2 separate regions of the Homo sapiens genome follow, and region 1 is linked to region 2. The links are chromatin contacts, found by Hi-C or POLR2A ChIA-PET in ENCODE. All regions are on one chromosome and are shown on one strand. The core of a region is the stretch at or near the end of the contact, and the rest is flanking DNA. Distances in the headings are between cores, read along the strand shown. Region 1 has its middle 89 kb from the start of LINC01170. Region 2 has its middle 410 kb from the start of CSNK1G3.

Region 1 (4,561 bases), core at 517-3,016, 610 kb before region 2:
ATTGGATATGAAACTGGAATGAAAATCTGAATATAAAGACATGCAAAAATAAAATGAGTCAAGCTAAAAGTGTTAATGTCATTTAGCGTGAACACACTTGCTTGGCGGGGCTCAGAAATGATTGTCTAGTGACTTGATTTAGCATTCTTTGGGCAACCAATAATGAAGGGTGTTTGGAAGAAACTTAACAATTTTTTTTTTTTTGATAACAGTCTCTAAAGGTGGTTTTCACTTCTATTTAAGCAGCAGAACTCTTCTTCAAGTGAAACCACAGGAACCACACCATATATTCAGAACCCAACTGAGAAGAGTAAAGTTGTGACTCATAGCCTGGATGGAAAGGGAGAGTCAAGCTCTGGATCCCCATCTAACTCCCCCAGCATCCTCTCCAAGGCAAGTAGTGGAATGTCTAAGGCAACTCAGAGAACACTTTGAAAACCACTCATAAGGAAAAGCAGAGATGGCCATGATCTCCCACATCTTAGAAGATACACATTTCGGCCAGGTGTGGTGACTCACGCCTGTAATCCCAGCACTTTGGGAGGCCGAGGCGGGTGGATCATGAGGTCAGGAGATCAAGACCATCCTGGTTAACATGGTGAAACCCCAATTCTACTAAAAATACAAAAAATTAGCCAAGTGCGATGGCACGCGCCTGTAATCCCAGTTGCTCTCCTGAGGCAGGAGAATCGCTTGAACCCAGAAGACGGTGGTTGTAGTGAGCCGAAATCGCACCACTGCACTCCAGCCTGGGTGACAGAGCAAGACTCTGTCTCAAAAAAAAAAAAAAAAAAAAAAAAAGAGGATGCACATTTCAAACTGGAAATGGCAATTCTCTTGGCAATACTTGTGTGTGTCTTTTAAAAATTACCTTTGTTCGCTTTAGAGGATGGTATGTTTTCAGGGCTGGCCATAGCTCTTCCTCTGTCTAGGCTGGTGCATTCAGGCAAATTCTCTTTTCTATAGTCACGTGGAGAAGTTGCTTTGATCATTTTGAAAATGTAAACATGCTACATAAATGCAAGGCAAAGGGTGCTCATAGAGATATCAATGACATTCCATTGTTTCGTTTCTATCATAGTAGGTATGCATCTTATTCCTAGATGTGAATGTGTGAGAGATGTCACGCTGCCTCGTTTTCCTAAATTAAATGAAATCTGTCTCTGAGTTCTTATTCCATTGCGACTGCAGGAAATTTAGTATCATCCATTGTTTGGGCTTCAATCTGACTCTGTCCCAGGGTTGTAGGAAAGTCCCAGAGATCTTGAGGTGGCAGATCATTTGGCATAGTTGTCCTTCTTGGTCACAGGCAAATTGCTAATTTCCTAGGAACTTCATGTTAAAAACCAAATGTTCTTGAATTTGTACCATTGCTTCCGAATCTTTCTGGGGGCAAGAATGCTGTACATCCCCAAGGTTGACTCATCCTAGGATAGTTTGCCAGGGAATTTATGAACAGACCACACTAATACTCTCCCAGGATGGCTGTAGGTATTCTCTACTCAATGATGAAATCTTTTATAACAGGTGATTTGACTCTTTACCAAAGGATCATGAAACTATTTTGCCCCAGCTCTTTCCTCATTTCTGACTCAGTTCTGAATGCTGCTGCTTTTACCTAACTATCAATATTACTCATTTTTCTATCGCTACACAAGTAGTGTGTGTGCACTCTGAGCTATTTAAAACATTGGCAATGTCTTGGTTCCTTCCCTGCACCCCCACACCCCCGGTCTCTCTTCCAGGAGTTTTTTGCTATAATAGATGTGCTGGCTATTTTTTCACTGGCACTCTTGATAGAAGCTGCCTGGCAGTAAATACTGCACACTACTGCAGACTGCCTCCAACCGGATTTCTTAATCCTTAGCTTGTTCCAATACTGGTATGGCTGAGTTAGCACATTGGGTGCAATAAAACACTAGGGCTGGTCTGAGATAGAGAGAGACAAAAAAGCCTTCCTCATTCTCAAAATTCTTTCAAAAGGCTTTATTTCTGGAGTCAGAGATAAAACAGGCTAAAGTCCATAAGCAAACGATGAACTTTGAAGTCCAGGCTGCTGAGACTCAGCAGCGCTCTAGATGGGGAACGCAATCATCATTGCTTGCAATAGGTTTGCGTTGCCATTTTGTAAGCTGCCTTCTTATGTGTAAAAATGGAATGGAAGGCTTAAAAAAATCTTACTGCCTCTTGGCCACCCTTAAATTACACTGGTCTCAAAAGCCATTTTTCAATGGAGCAGAAAATATGGGGCCATGTAGAATCTCCATATTCCATTAGTAAATACAGTGAAAAAAGAAAAAAAAAGACTGATATAAAAAATTTTAAAATCGCATTTGCACAAGAAGTAAGGTGATTTCCATAAGGAGACTTCTGGTTTGTAAGTCTGTGAACGGCATATAGGAAAATCAGAATTACTGACATATTTGGTATTAATTAGTAAACAAGTTGTGGAGACTGCTAGCTGTCCACCAAAACCACTTTTCTATTTCCTTCATGGTAACGGAAGCTGTACAATGACTGCCTAGACACCTTACACTTCCCAATTGCCTTTGCAGTTCAGTGAGGCCAGGAGGCATAAAAGGAGAATATAGTAGTTTGTAGTCTCATGTCTGGACTTCAGAATTTTTTTTTTTGGCAGTAATGATATGATTTTGGATTGCAGGAAAAGCAATCAGAAGTCATTATTTCCTTGAATAGCAAAATCTTTAAAGCATAGTATTCTTTTTTTTTAATCTTTTTTTTTTATTATACTTTAAGTTTTAGGGTACATGTGCACAATGTGCAGGTTAGTTACATATGTATACATGTGACATGCTGGTGCGCTGCACCCACTAACTCGTCATCTAGCATTAGGTATATCTCCCAGTGCTATCCCTCCCCCCTCCCCCCACCCCACACCAGTCCCCAGAGTGTGATGTTCCCCTTCCTGTGTCCGTGTGTTCTCATTGTTCAATTCCCACCTATGAGTGAGAATATGCAGTGTTTGGTTTTTTGTTCTTGCGATAGTTTACTGAGAATGATGATTTCCAATTTCATCCATGTCCCTGCAAAGGACATGAACTCATCATTTTTTATGGCTGCATAGTATTCCGTAGTGTATATGTGCCACATTTTCTTAATCCAGTCTATGATTGTTTGACATTTGGGTTGGTTCCAAGTCTTTGCTATTGTGAACAGTGCCGCAATAAACATATGTGTGCATGTGTCTTTATAGCAGCATGATTTATAGTCCTTTGGGTATATACCCAGTAATGGGATGGCTGGGTCAAATGGTATTTCTAGTTCTAGATCCCTGAGGAATCGCCACAGTGACTTCCACAAGGGTTGAACTAGTTTACAGTCCCACCAACAGTGTAAAAGTGTTCCTATTTCTCCACATCCTCTCTAGCACCTGTTGTTTCCTGACTTTTTAATGATTGCCATTCTCACTGGTGTGAGATGATATCTCATTGCGGTTTTGATTTGCATTTCTCTGATGGCCAGTGATGGTGAGCATTTTTTCATGTGTTTTTTGGCTGCATAAATGTCTTCTTTTGAAAAGTGTCTGTTCATGTCCTTTGCCCACTTTTTGATGGGGTTGTTTGTTTTTTTCTTGTAAATTTGTTTCAGTTCATTGTAGATTCTGGATATTAGCCCTTTGTGAGATGAGTAGGTTGTGAAAATTTTCTCCCATTTTGTGGGTTGCCTGTTCACTCTGATGGTAGTTTCTTTTGCTGTGCAGAAGCTCTTTAGTTTAATTAGATCCCATTTGTCAATTTTGGCTTTTGTTGCCATTGCTTTTGGTGTTTTAGACATGAAGTCCTTGCCCATGCCTATGTCCTGAATGGTAATGCCTAGGTTTTCTCCTAGGGTTTTTATGGTGAAGCATAATATTCTTAGGAATGCATCTTACCTATCAAAAGCTAACAGCATGTGTGGATGTGGTGAGCATCCAGCTCATAACTATATTTGATTGTACTCATATTCCTCTCCAGGTGTTCAGTTCAGAATAGCATAAACTCTTCGTAAGGTGTGATCATATCCTTAAGTCAGTGAAAAATGTAGGGGTTAAGCTGGATAAAGAGCCATTTAGAGAAATATTGAAGGCAGATGGAGATTTAATTCACATTGAGAGACCAAGGCCAGGGTGTGCTGGCCTGGTAGGGGATGGAGGCTTGGCATGGTGGTGGAATCCTTGGGTATGGGGTGGAAACATGAGGGAGAAGGCTTATATTCAAAGCAGAACTGGAGGGCCTGGGGACAGGTGAGCAGATAAGAGTATAAATTGACAGCAGGGCTCAGAACAAAGGTTTCTGGAAAGAGTCTAGCAGTTTGGTGTTAGGAGGAAGTAGATGTCAAAGGGATATTAATGCAGGTGGCTACAAAGCCTGAGCAGGTGGTCAGCAACCTGGAGATCCACGGAAACTGGAAAGGCAAGACAAAGAAGGCAAAATGGATGCACAATGAAAACATAAAGGGGAGATTTTGACAGGGATGCCAAGCTGACGTTAGCCAGAGGCTTTCTCATATTCATTTAGGGCAGTGCCAGACCTGCAAAGGGAGCTACCTGCTGCTTCATCTC
Region 2 (4,369 bases), core at 1,682-4,181:
GCCTCTGCAGAGCAAAGAAAACAATTAATAAAGTGAAGAGAGAACCCACAGACTGGAATAAAATATTTGCAAAGGATAAATCTGATAAGGGATTAATATCCAAAATATATAAGGAATTCAAACAACTCAATAGCAAGGAAAAACCCCAATTAAAAAATAAGAAAAAGACCTGAATAGAAATTTCTTTTAAGAAAAAGACATATAAATAGACAACAAGTTTATGAAAAAAATACTCAATATCACTAATCATCAGGGAAATACAAATTAAAACCACAACGGGATATCACTTCACACATGCTAGAATGGCTATTATCAAAAGGAGGAATGATATTATAACAAGCATTGGTGAAGATACAGAGAAAAGGGAACCTTTGTACACTGTTGGTGGGAAAACAATATGGAGTGTATTCGTCCACTTTCACACTGCTGGTAAAGACACACCTGAGACTGGGCAATGTACAAAAGAAAGAGGCTTAATTGGACTTACAGTTCCACGTGGCTGGGGAACCCTCACAATCACGGCCAAAGGCAAGGAAAAGCAATTCCCATCTTACAGGGATGGCAGCAGGCAAAGAGACAATGAGGAAAACACAAAAGCAGAAACCTCTGATAAAACCATCAGATCTCATGAGACTTATTCACTTCCACGTGAACTGAGGAAACCACCCCCATGAATCAATTATCTCCCACAGGGTCCCTCCTACAACACATGGGAATTATGGGAGTACAATTCAAGATGAGAAATGGGTGGGGACACAGAGCCAAACCATATCATGGAGGTTCCTTAAAAAATTTAAAATAGAAATACCATATGATACAGCAATCCTACTTCTAAGTATATAGCCAAAGAAAATAAAATTTGTATGTTGAAGAGATAGCTGCCTTCCTATGTTCATTGCAGCATTATTCACAATAGCCAAGATATGGAATCAACCTGAGTGTTCATCAACGGATGAATGGATAGAGAAAATGTGGCATACATATACACACAATGAAAGACTATTCAGCTTTTAAAAAGAGGAAATCTCTACATTTGCAATAAAATGGATGAACCTGGAGGTTATTATGTTAAGTAAAGTAAGTCTGGCATAGAAAGACAAATACCGCACGATCTCACTTATATGTGGAATCTAGAAAGTTGAACTCACAGAATTACAGAGTAAAATGGTTACCAGAGTTGCCGGTGGGGAGGGCAGGGAATTGAGAGATGTTGGCCAAAGATTACAAAGTTTTAGTTCTACAGGAGGGATAGGTTTTTGAGGTCTATTGCACAGAATGATGACCATATTTAATTATAATATATCATATATTTCAAAATTGTCAAAAGAGAAGATTTAAATGTTCTCAGCACAAAAATAATAAGTATGGGAGATGGTAGATAGGTTAATTATCATGATATAATCCACAATGCATGTACATATATATATTATATATTTATATATAAACATCACATTGTATTTGTGTAATTTGTGTATTTGTATATTTGTGTATGTGTGCACATGTAAAAATACACAATTATTATTTGTCAATGAAAAATAAATCTAATTACTCAAAATCAGCATAATTATTTAAATATAGGAGACACAGATGATAAACTATGATGTGAACTTTTAAAGTCATGTGTTCTGGACTGAATTGTGTTCCCCCAAAATTCATATGTTGAAGCCCTAACCCCCCAAGATGACTGTAAGTCGTGATAAGGGCTTTAAAGAGGTATTAAAGGTTAAATGAACTTAGAAGGATAGGGCCCTAACCAAATAGAACTGGCACACTTACAAGAAGAGGAAGAAATGTCAGGGGCATGTGTACATGCACAGATAAAAAAGGTCATTGAGGACACAATGAGAATTTGGCAGTCTACAATCCAAGGAGAGAGTACTAAGAAGAAACCAAACCTACTAACAAGTGGATCTTGTACTTCCAGCCTCCAGGACTGTGAGAAATAAATTTCACTTATTTAAGAGCCACCCAGTCTGTGATATTTTGTTATGGCAGCCCTAGAAAACTAATACATTTTTGTGTTCAAAAACGATGTAATGTTGTAAGAAAATATATATTGTTGCGATATAGACAATATAAGAAACTAAATCTCTTTATCTCTCTTTCTGCCTCTCTTTGCCTCTTTATTTCTCTTTCCTCTCCTCTCCTCTCGTCTTCTTTCTCTCTCTTTCTCTCCCTCCCCTTCTCTCTTTCTCCACCGCCCACCCACACACATACACACACTGGAAAGTTTTATGCCCAGATTTTACTTTGGTTGGTATGGGTAGCTTTAATTATCTTCCTTATAGTTATGTTTACATTTTTCTATAATAAATATATCATGATAATTATAAATAAATTATACATTTTAAAAGTTATTGAGTTCAAATACTCAGTTCCTGCAGATGTTAGAATACTCATGGAAAATGAAACACAATTCTGTTGACATGATAATTGAAAAGAGAACTTTTTACTCCAAAGCTGCATTGACATTAATTGCTTTTTGCTTCCCAAAATACAATTATTTTCATAAAACAGGTTTCCTATCTCTGTAAAAAATTTTTTTAAAAATAATAAAAGGTGAAATAATTATTGGAAAGAATTAGGAAAGATGAAAAATGTGAAAGCAATGCTACGATGCCAAAATAGCTATTCTAAACATTTGTGCTTGCTATGGCTTGCAGTTAAAATTTAAAAATAGCACTTAAATATGCGTGTTAATAACATCCAGAAGGCATTTCTTTCAAGCCTGTTTGGGCTGTTGAAGGGTTTAATTTAACCACAGCATTCATTTATGTCTAGCAGTTAAATTTTTTCTTTTAAGCTCAAAGGAACTGTGAGTTGTAACTATGATCTAATTGGTAAGGAATGAAGAATGTTTTTCATGTTTTATAGACAACATGAATCCTGATCACTTTACAGCAGTAAATTATGAAGTACTCCACTTGTTGTGTCTCCCTGTGGAAGCCAGGGCTTAGCTCATTAAACTATAAAAATAACTTGCTGGGTTCGGCAGCTTCTAGAAAGGCTCTCTGACAAGGTGGGTTATTTTTATTTCACTAATACACATTCACTAGGCAGTCCAGAGCAAGCGAGATTCTTTATGGTCCCCAACTAAATCAATTTATAACTACATCTACATGTCAGAGGGGACGTGCAAAGAACCTAAACTGCTATATAGGAAGATAATTTATTATTGATTTTTTCAACCTTTTTTTAAAAAGCAGCTACATTTCACTGGCTTCCTGGTTCCTTTCTGCAACGCAAATGACCTGTACAACACTTGTGACATGTCAAACCAGTCTTCTACGCGGGGAGAAAAAGGGCATACAAGTCGGGAGTGCCTGGTTTCCTGATGGCTTAAAGAGAAATAAAGAATGACCTTTGGGACATTTGAAAACAAGGAGCAAAAATCATCTGTCCACTCTCCCCATTGTGAAAGACCTTAAAAAATTAAGTGCTAATGATCTACTGTTTAATATGCATACTAAATTACCTCTTACCTAATAAACCAGGTAACTTACTTAATTTTACTGGAAGAAAAATTACTATAAATTTTATACTTTTTCTCTTGGCCTTAAAGAGTCAAATATCCAGTTGCAAATAACTTGAAAATCATGCCCACAGCTCATGACTGGAGGAAGTTAGAAAAAGACTGTGATACAAAATGTGTAGCCTGCAGAGTTTGCTATCGAGCCCTGTAATGATCGATTCCATTCACTTGACTCTGATTCTATAGTGAATAGACTCTTTAGCAAGGACTTAGCAGCAGCAATTTCAACAGAACATTTTTTTTCCATGATTAGAACAACAGCCATGTACTTAGACTGCAACTCTAAGTTCTACTTACCACAGAGTTATTTTACCTGTATTCCTTATATTTACAAAGTCAAATAAAAACAACCTCTGTTATCAGAATACTGTTAGGATTTACTGGTAAAATATTAAATACCATGTACCATGACAATAGATTACATGAACAGTTATCCTATAATGATTGTGACATAATGAAAATAACAAAAGTGTCTTACGCATATTTCATCCCATTTGGGCAGAAAATCTACCAAGAATTACCATCGTTCCCACTCCCACTGCCATTTCTCCCACACTATCCTTCCCCCATGGCTGGTGTTAAGATTTTATTTTGTACATTCTTGGTAAACTTGTTAAAGCTAAAACTTACTCCTGCAAATGTTATGATTTTCCTCCCTTAGATTAGAAGACTTTATTTTACATTAAAATGCTCTCACAGGTAAGTGGGAATTATGGGATTTAGGCCCCTCACGTAGTAGATTCTGAAACACTTGAAATCAGAAGTTTTGGGTTTGAATCCTGACCACCACCTACTAGGTTGTAATAATCTAATACAAACCCTATTTCATAATAAAGT

What was found. A loop is a pair of places that touch in the nucleus more often than their neighbours do. ChIA-PET counts read pairs that join two places held with the same protein, here RNA polymerase II (POLR2A).
Region 1: a map of posterior vena cava shows a loop between it and region 2 (11-fold over the local background). The contact joins two enhancer-like sites. A Hi-C loop is called at or near these places in 1 of 168 maps with a recorded cell type or tissue (posterior vena cava) and 1 of 37 single-sample maps with no recorded cell type. POLR2A ChIA-PET finds 5 or more read pairs at or near these places in 1 of 52 experiments (WTC11).

What each region holds. Positions count from the first base shown.
Region 1 is chr5:124,524,801-124,529,361 of GRCh38, reverse strand. No RefSeq gene overlaps it. Among named protein-coding and RNA genes, the nearest start is that of LINC01170, 89 kb to the right of the region's middle. Within about 2 kb of position 1,766, at least 2 of the 41 ENCODE cell types and tissues checked have a DNase peak (open chromatin) inside an H3K27ac peak, as active enhancers do.
Region 2 is chr5:123,915,438-123,919,806 of GRCh38, reverse strand. No RefSeq gene overlaps it. Among named protein-coding and RNA genes, the nearest start is that of CSNK1G3, 410 kb to the right of the region's middle. Within about 2 kb of position 2,931, at least 2 of the 41 ENCODE cell types and tissues checked have a DNase peak (open chromatin) inside an H3K27ac peak, as active enhancers do.